Linked DNA regions of Homo sapiens: all the other regions are linked to region 1. A link is a contact called in ENCODE Hi-C or POLR2A ChIA-PET data. All regions are on one chromosome and are shown on one strand. The core of a region is the stretch at or near the end of the contact, and the rest is flanking DNA. Distances in the headings are between cores, read along the strand shown.

Region 1 (2,806 bases), core at 198-2,697:
GTCGCTGCACCCTGTCCTAACTCCAGTCCTTTCCCTCACCTTCACCAGCTAACCCCTTCCCTCCAAACCCCCTCCCCTGATTGCTGTCAAGGTCAGCAGGCCCCGCCCCATCCATGAGCGAGCCAAGGGTAGTATCTGCTCAATGCCGTCACTCCGTGTGGGCCAGCTTCTCCTCGCCCAGGAACAAGGGGATTTCCTGACTGTCTCTTTAGGCAGGGTGACGTAAGCTGTTTTGCTAGTGTAGAGCCAAAGAGCCTTCCAGGCCTTCATTTATCTAGATGTGGAGTCCTTTGGGAATGAGCATAGCAGGCTTGTTCCTGCCCAGCATCTTGGAAGATCTCGGACTAGTGCTCCCTGCAGATGATTGGGACCTAAGAAACAGAGCCCTGCAGAAGGACTGGCAAGACCACATGTCCCGGGGTGGCCAGTGTTTCCAGCAGTGACACTTGGGATTGAAACCAACCTTTGCAGAGCGAGAGACCCCACAGTACCAGCTGTGCCACTGACTGGGAAGTGCCCAGCCTTGGCCCTAGAGTGGGAAAATGGCCTGGACATGAAATGTGTGGGGACCTGACACCTGTGCTGGCCCCTGCAGCAGAGGCAGAGGCCCAGGCAGGCGGGGACCTGCTTTTCCCAGGGCTCTCCAGGGAGTCCCTGCACAGCCCTCAAGAGCCTGCCCTGCGTTATCATCCTCAAGGTCAAGAAACTTCCTTGGGGGAGTCTCCAGAGACAGGCAGCCTGGCCATGCCCTGGCGGACCCACCCACTCTACTCCAGGACCTCCGGATTTGGTCTGGGAGTCTCGGCACAGGGGAGTCTGCCATCGAACCAGCCACCTGCATCAGAGCCGGGTCCACCTCCTCCGTCCCGCTGTGGCTCTTTGAGCCTCAGTTTCTTCATCTGTAAGGTGGGAGGTGAGGATGACCAATTCAGTGTCTGGTGAAGACAAAATTTATCCCCTTGTCCAGGGCTGGCCTGGAGCAGACCCTCCCCTTCCTCCTCATCTCGGCCCCAGGACAAGCATGGCTTCCCTCCCTAGCCTTCCTCCCTTGGAGCTCCAGGCACTGAGGACTCCTGGCAGATCTCATTCATCTCTCTCTCTCTCCCTCTCTCCCTCTCTCTCTCTCCCCGACCCCCCCCCCCCCGCCAGAAAGCCACGTAGATATCCCTCTCTCCTGGAAAACTTTCCTGCCCCCAAGCCCCGGTGGGGTGCCTCTCCTACGGCCTTGCATGTATCCCAAACTTTCCCTACCTTCCCATCAATCGTGGTGAGCTGGAATTACCTGATAATCTACCTGCCTCTCTCTTGGACTACAGTCCCCTTGAGAGTGAGACTGGGTCCAGTAGACTGTTGTCTGCCCAGTGCCCAGCACAGGGTAGATGTCCATGAAATATACATGGACCAGTGACCGACTGAGATTGAGACTTGACTGGAAGCATCTTCCAAATGGCTGCTGGGAGAGCAGCCCATCCGGCACCCCAGCTCATGCCCCATCCCCCACTCCTCCAGCTCCTCTCCTCCCAAGTCCCTGCCGTCACAGCCAAGCTCGCGCTCCAAGGCAGCTCTGCCATCATCTGATGCAGACTCGTCAGCTGTTGCCATGGAGACCAGCCAGCAGTGAGCTCTGTGCCCTCCTGCTGCAGGGGCCGAGCAGAGCATGGGGGCACCCTGAAGCGTGCAGAGAGAACCCATCAAGGAGGAGGCGGGGGGAACGCGTGGCTCTGCATCCAGGCAAACCTGGAGTTGGGCCCCATCTGCCCCTACTCTCCTTCCTACACCTGTGACACCTCAGGCAAGTTGCTTCATCTCCCTGAGCCTCCCGTGAAATGCAGAAGATCCCAGCCACCCACTGTTATTGAAGGATGGGATCGACCCATTAGGGCATGGAGCTGTCTCTGTGTCATTTTGGTGTGCCAACCCCTGCCTTGGCTTTCTGGGGGCTGTTTTGAGTGTTCTCTCCCCTTGAACTTTGTGTCCAACTCTCCCCACCTCAACTCAGATGAGGCTGAAGGAAGGAGAGATTCCATTCCTACAATAGCACAAAAAGATTTTCTGTGACATTTGAAAACAAGAAGAAGCCTACAGGTTTGTTAACCAAATTTTGAACTTGGTCTGGCTCTGAGGGCTACTAATGTGGGGGCCACATTGGTTGCTTCCTGCAGTGAGCTAAGGGCTATGGGCAACTCTGCTCATGAAGAGCTTAAGGTGGCATCTCACTTGCAGGACAGCCTCCAGGTCTCACTGGAGTCAGGGAAAGTGATGGTTGTCCTATCTCCTTGTTGCTTTAAATGGTAGCTATCTCTGAAGATGGCTGAATGTCCCTGTGCCCACTGGGGACTTTGGGAACAGAAACATGCCAAGATGCTACAACCGGCCCTGGGCACAAAGCCACCTCTCCAGCTTTCCATGCCCAGCATTAGTCCTGGCATGGAGCTGAACACCTGTGTCTGAGGCAGGCCTAGGCCCTGATGCAAAATGTACCACCCACCTCCTTCTGCCAAATGTCAACTCGACCCAGCTGCAAGGCAGAGAAAACTTGGCAGTGTTCCCAAAGGGGACAGGAGATTGTCTCTTTTGTTAAATGAATGGATGGATGGATGGAGGATGGATGGATAGATAGATAGATGGGTGGATGGGTGAAAGGGTGGGTGGATAGGTGGTTGGATGGATGGGTGGATGATTGGATGGATGGGTGGATGGATGGGTGGGTGGGTGGGTGGTGAATGGGTGGGTGGGTAGATAACTGGATGGGTGGATGGGTGGTTGAATCGGTGGATGACTAGGTGAAAGAATGGATGAATGGATG
Region 2 (2,811 bases), core at 150-2,649, 360 kb after region 1:
ATTCCCAGATCAGCACAGGGAGTGGGGAGGGGGGCCTGGGTCTCCGTTTTGGAAACGGGGGCTGGCTTCGTGGGCATGTCCTCTCAGCTTGGGAGGAAAGGTGTGGCGGACTCTTCCTCTCCTCCTCCTGGCCCCCAACTTCTGCTGATGAGGCTTCTCCTGGGGGTTTGCTGGGAAGCCAGGGATGTGAGCCTAACTTCAGGCCTCTCACGGCAGATGTGCTTGGGCTCTGGGGATAGGACACTGGGGAAGACACACCGGGGAGGGGCTGCTGGGACCACCAGCGTTCCCGGAGAGTGTGTGTGGTGGGGAGGGTGTGCTGCTTGACCCTTCCCTTCCAGAACAGAGCTGCCCACCTTGCCTCCACGTGTTCTGGGGCGTGTGGAACTTAGCCAGGCCAGGTAACTTCTTCACTCTCTCATTGGCCAGCCACATCCCTCACCCTCTGGTTGGTTAGTGGACTCCCTCACGCTCTGATTGGCTAGTCAACTCCTTCACTCTGACTGGCCAGCCACATCCCTCACCCTCTGATTGGCTAGTTGACTCCACTCTGGCCAGTTGATGCCCCACACTCTCTGATTGGCCAGTCAGTGTTCCTTACCCTCTGAATGGCCAGTTAACTCCCTCACTCTCTGGCTAGTCTCCACAGTGATTGGCCCAAGGGTTCTGTCTGTGTTCATGGTTCTCTGAGTGTCAGGCTTTGCAGCTGTGATTAAGAGGCGGATGAGTGCCTCCCAGGGAAGAGACAGTGCATGGTTCAAGGTCACCCAGAATAGACAACATGACATCAGGCTCAAATGGTGCTGCGTCGTTTACAGCAAGAGGAGAGAGCCTGTGCACCAAAACCGCTTGCAATGGTGGTTCCCACGGTGGGATCCACTGGCCCACGTGGGCCTCTTTCTTCAATTTTTTCTTAGAATTTTTCAAAATAGGTAACACGTGCCCTTGTGCCACAAATAGCACAAAGGCGAGTAAACACTGTCACCAGCTGTGCGCACGTCTGTCCATCCAGAGGTGTTCTGTGTGTGTGTGAGCAAGCGTGTGCACGTGCCAGAAACAAGCCCTGACTCAGAGGCCCTTCCCCCAGCATCGAAGGCGCTTGCTCCTCTCGCCACAGCAAAGCCCCTTCTCCAGGGATGGCCCAGCTCCGCCAGGTCCTGGGCCCACTGGCATCCCACTCGGGCATGTTTATCTGCACCACCTGGTAGGTGCCCCTGCCAGGGGCCTGACCTCTGTGAGGACAGGGGCCTCTCATCAGCTCAGGCCCTATGCCCAACCAGCATTTATAAATGCAGTAGGCAGCCCGCAAGAGAGCCCCCATCTGTCCTCATCTCCTGGTGCTCACGCCTCTGTAGGCCTTACCACACTGAGTCAGCGCTGACTTGGGTGTCAAGTAGGAAGTACCAGCGTGTGAGGGGGTCATAAAAAGGCAGCTTCTGCCTCGGTCTCAGACTGCTCACCCTAGGGGAAGCAAGTCATCAGACTGTGAAGACACTCAGGAAGCCCTGAGGAGATGCTCACATGGACAGGACTGAGGCCTCCGCCAACAGCAGCAGCAGCGTGTCAGCTGTGTGAGGACACCACCTGCGAGAGGATTATTCAGATAATGCAGTTCTCACTGATGTCTTGACGGCAACCTCGTGAGAAACTCCAAACCAGAACTTTCCAGCTGTAAGCCACTCCCAAATTCCGCCTCTCCCCCGCTTTTTTTTTGAGACAGGGTCTCACTCTGTCACCTAGGCTGGAGAGCAGTGGCTCCATCTCGGCTCACTGAGGCATGGCCCTTCTGGGCTCAAGTGATCCTCCCACCTCAGCCTCTCGAGTAGCTGGGACCACAGGTGTGAGTCACCAGGCCTGGTTACTTTTTTTGTTTGTTTGGTTTTGGTTTTTTTTGAGACAGAGTTTTTGCTCTGTCGCCCAGTCTGGAGTGCAGTGGTGCGATCTTGGCTCACTGCAACCTCTGCCTCCCGAGTTCAAGCGATTCTCCTGCCTCAGCCTCCCAAGTAGCTGGGATTACAGATGCGTGCTACCGTGCCTGGCTGATTTTTGTATTTTTAGTAGAGATGGGGTTTTACCATGTTGGCCAGGCTGATCTCCAACTTCTGACCTCAGGCGATACCCCATGCCTCGGCCTCCTAAAGTGCTGGGATTACAGACGTGAGCCACCACATCCAGCCACCTGGCTACTTTTTGTGTTTGTAGAGACGGAGTTGCACCATGTTGGCCAGGCTGGTCTCAAACTTCTGGGCTCAAGCAGTCCACCTGCCCCGGCGTTCCAAAGTGCTGGGATTGACTACAGGTGTGCGTGAGCCACCACACCCGGCTCACTCTCCAATTCCTAACCCACAGTGCTATGGGAAATAATGATTGTTGCTTTAAGGCAGTATGTTTTGGGGTCATTTGTTATGCAGCAATGGATAACCAATATAATGCACTTTTGCTGGTGCTTGCCCCAGACAGGGCAGTAAGGGAGACACGGAATTACAGGGGCTTAGAGTTACTGGCTTCCTTCTTTTTTTTTTTTTTTTTGAGACGGAGTCTTGCTCTTGTCACCCAGGCTGGAGTGCAATGGCGTGATATCGGCTCACCGCAACCTCCGCTTCCCGGGTTCAAGCGATTCTCCTGCCTCAGCCTCCTGAGTAGCTGGGATTACAGGCACCTGCCACCATGCCCTGCTGATTTTTGTGCTTTTAGTACAGATGGGGGTTTCTCCATGTTGGCCAGGCTGGTCTTGAACTCCTGACCTCAGGTGATCCACCTGCCTCGGCCTCCCAAAATGCTGGGATTACAGGCATGCGAGTTGCTGGCTTT
Region 3 (2,700 bases), core at 145-2,644, 410 kb before region 1:
CCCCTGTTGTTGCCTCACTGCTGAGCTCTGCTGTGTATCTGCTGACAGGTCTGCTGATAGCAGAAGGGGCTGGAGAGAGGGAAGCTCTGGGCCCTGCCCTCCCCAACCCCTGCTTAGGGGACATCCCTGATAAGAGGAAATTCCAGCCTGTGACAGATGGCCAGTGTCCACCCACCCACGGGGGAACTTTTCTTTCTCTTTGTAAGTTTGCAGATTTGCCAGGAACTAAAGGAATCTCTGGTTGACAGGCCACTGTGGACATGGCTGGAGGGCTGGCACGGGCTGGATCTTGGGGTTGCTTTGAGGTAGGGGCCGCTCCTGCTGGAAGGTTCCTTGGGGTGGGGAAGGCATCAGGGCCATTCCCTGACCCTCCCTCTGCAGTGGATCCACTTCAGAGCCTGAGACAAGGCAAGGGGGCAGCAGAAAACAGAATATAAAATAGCCCCCCCCACCACACACCGCACCAGAAGTCAGAGGATTCATCCTTGGCCTGCCCTCCCTGCAGCCTAAGTTCTGAGAGTGGCTCTTTAGGAAGTGAATGGTGATGGTTTGCAGGTCAGAGCTTGCTCTGGCCCAAGATTGATGTCTCAATAGGCCGCGGAGCCTGGGTGAAAAAACTCAGGCTAGGGAGGTGGTGGGTTGCAAATGAAAGAACAGAGGAGGGCCTCTTCCAGAAAGCGGCGGGTGGTGTGAGGAGCCCTTGGACCTTGTCCAAATTTGACTTTACCGACTGGGGCCAATTGAAACCGTGCTGGCAGAAAGGCAAAACTGCTTGAGATTCCTTCCTCCACAATAGAGGAGAGGTTTGCTTGAAAGGGTTTGGCGAGGGAAAAGCTGGAGGAACCTTGGCCGGCAGTAAAAGTGGGGACCCCCGCCCCCTGCCTCGGGGGCGCCTCGGCCCCTGAATGAATGAAAGAGGAGGCTGGATGGAGACAGACTCACACCACCTGTCCCTTCCAGGTCCTGCAAAGGAGCACACAGGGTTCTTGTTGGCTCTTCCACCTTGTTAGTCACCAAGAAGGAGAAAACACCAACAGGGGAACTGTAAAGCTGCAGTTTTGTTTAAGCCCCATAGTGGAAACCGGAAAGAGCTCCAGCTCGGAGAAAAATGCAGCTCTTTGCCTTTGCAAATCCGTGTCTTTCTCTGGGAGGCCAGAGCCATTGTGCTCGATTTCTAAGCAGGGTTTCAGAGTGTCTCAGGAGGGGAAGGCAGAGTCTCAGATTTCCGGCATCCCAGGTCCTAACCAGGCTTTGAGGAGACGCTTCCTGTCCCATACAAAGTGTGAAGTGTAATTTGATTTGGAGTTAGTTAACAAATTAGATGAGCTGTGTGCATTTTAAAAATTCAGTCCTTGATCCCCCACCCACACACATTTGCACAATTTGGTCATTTATATTCAGTGTTTCCATCTTTAGAAGAGAACAGGAAGTCCCCAGTGACATTTATGGAGTGTTTGTAGTAGCTTGGGTAGGTCAGTAGGAACACAATGCAGTGAAAAGCAGAGTTGAGATGGGAAAATATCCTGTTTTCAGAGCCCCCCAGGGATGACATTCCTTATCGTCTCTGTCCACCCGCTCTGGAGTCCACTCCGCAAACAGCAACTTGTTCTCACTTGAGAGCTTCCTCCTGCCGGAGCTCAGGGATGGAGAGCAGCTGGCCTCAGTCTTCTCCTCTTACCTCTTTGTTTCTCAGACTCATCTTCCACCTTGAATAATTGTTTTTAACCTGCTCTCCCTCTTCTCTAGCTGTAGAACCCAGAACTTTGTGTGTGTGGTCAAAAGTTTAGAGAGTGCTGCAGGTAATGCTGAGATAACCCTATTAAATTCTGTAAGTTCTCATCACACCAAGTTTGTTTGTTTTTTTTAATTCTCATTTTATTTTATTTCATTTTATAGGGATGGGGTCTCGCTACGTTGCCCAGGCTGGTCTTGAACTCCTGGGCTCAAACGATCCTCCCGCCTCGGCCTCCCAGAGTGCCAAGTTATTTTTTTAACTGGGATCCACGGGCCTAGGGATTCTTTGATGAACCGTTCAAAATACGTGTGTGTCTGTCTGTCTGTCTTCAATGTATACTTTTCTAGGGAGAGTCTTTACTTTTCACCAGAGGTTTGTGGCACACACATGTCCTGTACTACTGTATCAGATTGTGAATTCCTTACATGTTAAAGACTGCTTCAAATCTGTCCGGAAGTCTCGGCTAATAAACATTTAAATAAATGAACTTCAAATTCCCATGTGCCACCACTGTTTTCATTCTGACTACTCTCAAGCCTGTAGTGTCATCTTTTTGTTACTGTGAAGTAGACACTCAATAAATACTTGTCAAATGAATCAATGTTATGGTCCTGGTCCACTAGGACCCCAGGATCATCGTCTACCATTATTGTCTATAGTTTCTTTACCATCTTGTTCCAGAGCAGTTCTTTCTCTGAGGTCTGCTCACCTCTGCACGTGTGTCTAGTTTCCAGCCCTGTCGCCTTACCATTCTCTTTCCTTTACCTGCATTTCCTGAACTGTTAATAGTTAACAATAGCTTCTCCCTCCACCCACTCACTCATACCTGAAGTGAGAAGTCATCATTGAGGTCTCTGTGGATTTTGTCAGCCCAACCTGGGGCGGCCTCCTGGAGGTGGAGTTTTCAGATGAGGGATGGACATTTTGGTGTCTGCTGGGTAGATCTACCTGGGAGCTTTGGCAGG
Region 4 (2,761 bases), core at 160-2,659, 270 kb after region 1:
CCCAGCTAATTTTTGTATTTTTTGTAGAGACAGGGTTTTGCTGTGTTTGCCAGGCTCGTCTCAGACTCAAGCTCAAGTGATCTGCCCGCCTCAGCCTCCCAAAGTGCTGGGATTACAGGCATGAGCCACCCTGCCTGGCCTAATATTTCAAATTTTTTTGTAGCAATTGGGTCTTCCTATTTTGCCCAGCTGGTCTTGAACTCCTGGCCTCAAGCAATCCTCCCTCTTTAGCCTCCCGAAGTGCGGGGGTTACAGGTATGAGCCACTGTGCCAGTGTGTTTTGAAATCCCCAAGAATTCTGGCAAGTATAGCATTAAGCATGGTAGGAACCATGGACAGGCATCTTCAAGGAGGGATAGGTGTTGGTAGATAATTGTAACCCAGAAGACAGAGTGGAATGTATCTGAAGACATAACTGCTGTTTAGCAAGGAGAGGGGAGAAAAGTTTAGGGAAGGGGAAATGTCAAGAAGGTGTTGTCCCCCTTTGTCCTAGCCCCATGACATGAAGGCTGCCGGGATCCACATCGCCTGGGACACCTGAAGGGGTAGACAGGGCTCTGGGAAGGAGGGATCTGGTTTCCATTAGATGTAGAGGATGGAGGGTGTTGGTTGGAAGGTTGAGGATACAGGGGATTTTGATTCCGGCTGAGCCTACACTCCAAACGGCACAGAGGAGGCCGGACACAGTGGCTCACGTCTGTAATCGAGCACTTTGGGAGGCCGAGGTAGGCGGATCACTTGAGGTCAGGAGTTTAAGACCAGCCTGGCCAACATGGTGAAACCCCATTTCTATTAAAAATACAAACATTAGCCAGGCTTGGTGGCAGGCGCCTGTAATCCCAGCTACTCAGGAGGCTGAGGCAGGAGAATCGCTTGAACCCGGGAGGCGGAGGTTGCAGTGAGCCTGGATGGCACCACTGCACTGCAGCCTGGGCGACAGAGTGAGACTCTGTCTCACAAAAACAAAAACAAACAAGGCCAGGCACAATGGCTCAGGCCCATAATCCCAGCACTTTGGGAGGCCGAGGTGGGCGGATCACCTAAGGTCAGATGTTCCAGACCAGCCTGGCCAACATGCGGAAACCCTGTCTCTACTAAAAATGCAACAATCAGCCAGGTATGGTGGTGTGTGCCTGTAATCCCAGCTACTCAGGAGGCTGAAGCACAAGAATCGCTTGAAACCAGAGGCGGAGGTTGCAGTGAGCCGAGATCGTGCCACTGCACTCCAGCCTGAGCGACAGAGCAAGACTCTGTCTCAAAAAAAAAAAAAAAAAAAAAAAGCAAAAGACAAAAGACAACCAAAAAACAACACCAACAAGGAAGGAAACACATTCTCTGACAGTGCTGGAAGCTGCATTCCAAGACTCAGAGTCTGCAGGGCTGGGTCCTCCCAAGGCCCCGCGGGAGCACCTGCTCCTGGCTCCTGTCCTGGTTTCTGGGGGTTGCCTCCCTCATGCCATTCTCCCGGTGTGTGTCTGAGTCTCCTTTCCTCTTCTCCTCAGGCCCCACCCTAATCCAGCATGAATTACTGGAGTTAATATTTAACATGAGAGAGGGGGAGCCATCTGTAAAAACCTGATTTCCAAATATGTTCCCATGGGCAGGTCCTGGGAGTCACCATTGGAACCTATCTTTTTGGAGGACATAATTCAACCCTTAACGGACGGCGGCTTATTCAAAGTCAGATCTCAGAGCCCCTCCCTAGGTCTAATGAGTTGCAACCTCCAGGGTTGGGACTGGAATTTCTAAGCTTCCTGTTGTCACAGAGACCAGTCTGGAGAGGGGTAGCACAATCTGGAAGGGCCTTGGAGTCACTCAGAGCACCAGCACCATGTCCGGGCCTGGACATGAGCCCTCCACAGTTTCCCTGCAGTGACCCCGTGCCCAGCCTGGGCTTGGCTTAGCTTCCTGTCCCGAGGGCAGCCCTGTCGTCACTTTATCAAATTTTGAGTGTGCCATCCCATTATTTAAATGCTCTTGCAGAGCAGATGAATTTTATTTATTTATTTATTTATTTACTTACTTATTTTGAGACAGGGTCTCGCTCTGTCACCCAGGCTGGAGTGCAGTGGCGCGATTACAGCTCACTAAAGCCTCAACCTCCTGGGCTCAAACATCCTCCCATGTCAGCCTCCTGAGTAGCTGGTGCATACCACCATGCCTGCTTAATTTTTTTTTTTTTTTTTGAGACAGGGTCTCACTTTGTCACCCAGGCTGGAGTGCAGTGGTGCAATCTTGGCTCGCTGCAGCCTCCACCTTCCAGGTTCAAGAGATCCTCCCACCTCAACCTGCTGAGTAGCTGGGATTACAGGCACATGCCACCATGCCCAGCTAATTTTTGTATTTTTAGTAGAGATGGGGTTTTGCCATGTTGGCCCGGCTGGTCTCGAACTTCTGAGTTCAAGTGATTCACCCACCTTGACCTCCCAAAGTGTTAGGATTATAGGCATGAGCCACTGCACCCAGCCAATTTTTTTTTTTTTTTTCTTAGAGACAGGATCTTGCTTTTTTGCCCAGGCTGGTCTCAAACTCCTGGGCTCAAGGGATCCCCCTGCCTAGGCCTCCAAAAGCTCTGGGATTATAGGAGTGAGCCACCACACCCAGACAAGCAGAAGAATTTTGAATTAAATGATAGGCCAGGCGGGTGGCTCACGCCTATAATCCCAGCACTTTGGAAGGCTGAGGTGGGTGGATCACTTGAGGTCAGGAGTTGTAGACCAGCCTGGCCAACATGGTGAAACCCCATCTCTATTAAAAATAC
Region 5 (2,700 bases), core at 201-2,700, 480 kb after region 1:
GGAGTGGCTGGGCAGACGGCTGCTCGGGCACCTCGGAGGAGGGTTCAGTAGGTGGCGAGGGGAAGGAGGGGGCTCCAGGGGGCGGCATGTAGTGGTGCACCAGCTTGAGCACGCAGTCGAAGCGGGGCACGGGCTGCGTGCTCCGGGGATCGCTCTGCAGAGAGAAGCTGCCCCCCTCACACTGGATGCGCAGGTTCTTGGTCCCAGACTGGGTCTTGACGCTGAGCGTGAAGAAGTGGCGCTGGTCCGAGCTGTCGCGGATCAGAAAGGTGCCGGCGGGCTCGGCACTGAGCAGCAGGTTCGCCTCGCCGCCGGTCACTGCGCTCCAGTAGAAGCCGCTCTCCTGCAGCTTGCGCACTGCGTTCACCACCAGCTGGTACTCGCTCTTGGAGCTGAAGGTCTTGAGGCGCAGGCTGGTGTCCAGGGGGCGGCTCATCCCGGCGGCGGGAAACTTGCTGTGGGTGACCATGGCGCACGGAGCCAGCGTGGATCTGCGCGGCGGCGGCTGCAGCTGCTTCGCGGCCTCCGCACAGCGGCCGCTACCGCATCCCGGGGGGCTGCGGAGAGGAAGGCGCGAGCGCGTTGAGTGCCCGGAACCCTCCAGCGCGCCCGGCCCGCCCCGGCTCCCCTGCCTTCGCCGAGCGACTGGGGCACCCACTGCCCCGGGGGCCCTCTCCTGGGCCCGCGCTCCGATCCAGGCGCCTCACGGAGCCCGCACGGCTCCCGCCCCTGCCGGCAGGGTGGCCCCGGGCAGCCCCTTCCCAGGCGCGCACTGCAAGGGCGCAGCGTGGGAAACTCGCGCGCGGAAGTTAGGTCTCCAGGAGTGTGGCCGGGTGGGGAGCAGGAGAAGGGCCCCCGGGACTGCCTGGGCGCCGCTCAGTCCAGTAGCCCCGGGCGGTGTGGACGGAGGGAGAAACCCGAGGCACGGGGGTAGGGAGGGGACAGGAGAAGCCCGAAGGCCCCAGCCGGAGTATTCCGGGAACCTGGGATCTCCGGCTTCCATCCGCTCTGCCCCTACCTCGTCACCTCCCTGCCGGGAATGACCCGGGAAGGGGAGGGGAAACCGGGAAAAGCTCCCGGGACTGAGCGAGACCCCTCCCCACGCCGCGCTCCTCCTTCCTACCTGGTCCCGAATCGAAGTCTCCGTCCTTGGGGCTGAGCCCCCTCGGGTCCCCAAGGCGACGCGGCGGCGAGACGGCCAGCGGTGGCCCGCGCTGCGCCCAGATGTTGGCGGCCGTGAAGTCCACAAAGGAGCCTTCGCGCGCGCGTCCCTCGAGCTTCCCCTGGGCGCCCGCCCTGCCCCCTGCGCACCCCCGGACCAACCGGGAGGGGACCAGGAGAGGGACCGCGGCAAGGGGCCGCGGCGGGAGCTGGGCCGGGCGGGCGGCTGGCGGCTGGCTGCGTGCGGGGCCGAAGCGGCAGCAGCGGAGCAGGGAGTCCAAGTCGGAGCCGCCGCGGAGGCCGCGCTCGCGGGTATATAGGCGGCCGCCGCGCCCCGCCCCCCGATTCCTGGAACTGCGCGGCCGGCCTTCTTGTAATGTTTAGTCACTACTCGCAGCAGAGAAAGGCTGAGCGCGGAGGGTGAGGGAGGGGCCGCGGGCGCCGAGGGCGGGCCGCGAGCAGGGGCAGGGACCGGGAGGGACGCGCGCGGAGACAAAGCGCGACGAGAGGCGGCCGAGGCGGCCGGTGGGCGCGGCGCCAGCCCCGGCGGCGCGTTCCTGGCAGCGGCCCCTCCCCGCCGCGCGCTCCGCCCCCAACTTCTCATTCACACTTTCCCCCCACCCCCCTCCCTTCTAAGAAGGCTGATTTCTGGCAGAGGCGGGGGCGCCGCTTCGGGAGAGCGGGCAGTTCTAGGAGGCCGACCTGGAGAGCCTCCCGGTTCCCCTTCCCCTTTTCCCGGACCCCGCGGGGACACCCCCTCGCCGCCACCCGGGCCTCCCCGAGGGCCCAACTGCGGGTCAGGCGGCCCGGGCCAGCCGAAAGGGAAGTGGGGCTACCCCACAGCCAGGCAGCGGGGCTGGGGTCAGACCCGGGAGCCGGAGGTTGGAGACGTGCGACAGTCACCTGCGGGCAGATTCCAGAGGGGAGACCCAGGGCTGCAGGGGACGCCCCTTCGTGGCAGCTACCCAGCCTCGGCCCACTGCCAGGTTCTTTGCCAACCCTGACGCGAGTGTGGAGCCCCCCTCCCCTCCCCTATGAAAACGCTTTCATGCACTGGGGTCTGCAAACCTGGTTGGTCCGGTGTGGGTTGGGCCAGGTGCTCTCGGCCGGGCTGGAGAGCTCGAGGTGGAACGATGGCCCCAACCTACGGCCCGCGTCCGCCAGAGGGCGCCCTGGGGTCTCCTAGGGGAGGGCAGTTTGGTGCTGCGCGGCCCAGGCCTTGGAATAGGCACGCCAGGGATCTGCGGGAATGGCTGTCTCCGGAGCTGGAAAGGTGGCCGAGAAGGGGGCATTCACACCCCAGGCTGGGGTCAGACCTGGGAATAAAATTCTAGCAGGAGAGAATTTCCGGAAAGCAGTTTTCCGGGGTTCAGGCTACTGCCAGATGGCCCACACCCCCTGGAATGTGACCCCCTGCCTCTCTTGGGGTGGGGGAGGACTTGATCACTGGCGGGGAGGGGGTAGAGGGGAGGAGAGGAAGTGATTGAGGTGAAAGATTGGTTTGCTGCTGGTCACGTTGGCACTGACGTAGATAGTTTG

Evidence for each region. Hi-C counts contacts between places; a loop is a spot of excess contacts on that map. ChIA-PET counts read pairs that join two places held with the same protein, here RNA polymerase II (POLR2A). Pooled maps may share reads with other maps.
Region 2: a pooled map shows a loop between it and region 1 (4-fold over the local background). The contact joins the enhancer-like site here to the promoter of LINC01973 in region 1. A Hi-C loop is called at or near these places in 1 of 168 maps with a recorded cell type or tissue (naive thymus-derived CD4-positive, alpha-beta T cell), 3 of 37 single-sample maps with no recorded cell type and 9 of 50 pooled maps. POLR2A ChIA-PET finds 5 or more read pairs at or near these places in 1 of 52 experiments (activated CD4-positive, alpha-beta T cell).
Region 3: a loop to region 1 is called in a pooled map, with 3 times the contacts of the local background. The contact joins the enhancer-like site here to the promoter of LINC01973 in region 1. A Hi-C loop is called at or near these places in 1 of 37 single-sample maps with no recorded cell type and 4 of 50 pooled maps. POLR2A ChIA-PET finds 5 or more read pairs at or near these places in 2 of 52 experiments (activated CD4-positive, alpha-beta T cell and activated T-cell).
Region 4: a loop to region 1 is called in a map with no recorded cell type, with 2.7 times the contacts of the local background. The contact joins the enhancer-like site here to the promoter of LINC01973 in region 1. A Hi-C loop is called at or near these places in 2 of 37 single-sample maps with no recorded cell type and 1 of 50 pooled maps. POLR2A ChIA-PET finds 5 or more read pairs at or near these places in 1 of 52 experiments (activated naive CD8-positive, alpha-beta T cell).
Region 5: a loop to region 1 is called in a map of CD8-positive, alpha-beta T cell, with 4 times the contacts of the local background. The contact joins the promoter of SOCS3 here to the promoter of LINC01973 in region 1. A Hi-C loop is called at or near these places in 2 of 168 maps with a recorded cell type or tissue (CD8-positive, alpha-beta T cell and naive thymus-derived CD4-positive, alpha-beta T cell) and 7 of 50 pooled maps.

What each region holds. Positions count from the first base shown.
Region 1 is chr17:77,882,640-77,885,445 of GRCh38, forward strand. It overlaps LINC01973 (long intergenic non-protein coding RNA 1973), which reads right to left and starts at 1,448. Exons shown (of 2, transcript NR_028337.1): 1 at 1,283-1,448; 2 at 1-899. RefSeq lists an enhancer at 1-285.
Region 2 is chr17:78,241,097-78,243,907 of GRCh38, forward strand. No RefSeq gene overlaps it. Among named protein-coding and RNA genes, the nearest start is that of TMEM235, 11 kb to the left of the region's middle. RefSeq lists a silencer at 519-568 and enhancers at 729-848, 1,319-1,448, 1,459-1,608. Within about 2 kb of position 1,400, at least 4 of the 41 ENCODE cell types and tissues checked have a DNase peak (open chromatin) inside an H3K27ac peak, as active enhancers do.
Region 3 is chr17:77,471,522-77,474,221 of GRCh38, forward strand. The region is part of intron 3 of SEPTIN9 (septin 9); the gene reads left to right. Among named protein-coding and RNA genes, the nearest start is that of MIR4316, 76 kb to the left of the region's middle. RefSeq lists enhancers at 1-442, 322-1,029, 406-545, 906-1,035, 1,030-1,735 and 1 more. Within about 2 kb of position 1,395, at least 28 of the 41 ENCODE cell types and tissues checked have a DNase peak (open chromatin) inside an H3K27ac peak, as active enhancers do.
Region 4 is chr17:78,150,167-78,152,927 of GRCh38, forward strand. The region is part of intron 2 of C17orf99 (chromosome 17 open reading frame 99); the gene reads left to right. Among named protein-coding and RNA genes, the nearest start is that of C17orf99, 5.2 kb to the left of the region's middle. RefSeq lists enhancers at 1,588-2,165, 2,166-2,742. Within about 2 kb of position 1,410, at least 4 of the 41 ENCODE cell types and tissues checked have a DNase peak (open chromatin) inside an H3K27ac peak, as active enhancers do.
Region 5 is chr17:78,358,627-78,361,326 of GRCh38, forward strand. SOCS3 (suppressor of cytokine signaling 3) reads right to left here and starts at 1,451. Exons shown (of 2, transcript NM_003955.5): 1 at 1,124-1,451; 2 at 1-557. The coding sequence starts at 469. It overlaps SOCS3-DT (SOCS3 divergent transcript), which reads left to right and starts at 1,822. Exons shown (of 5, transcript NR_110847.1): 1 at 1,822-2,147. RefSeq lists silencers at 563-802, 1,213-1,492, 1,503-1,812, 1,873-2,072, 2,303-2,352 and an enhancer at 807-1,455.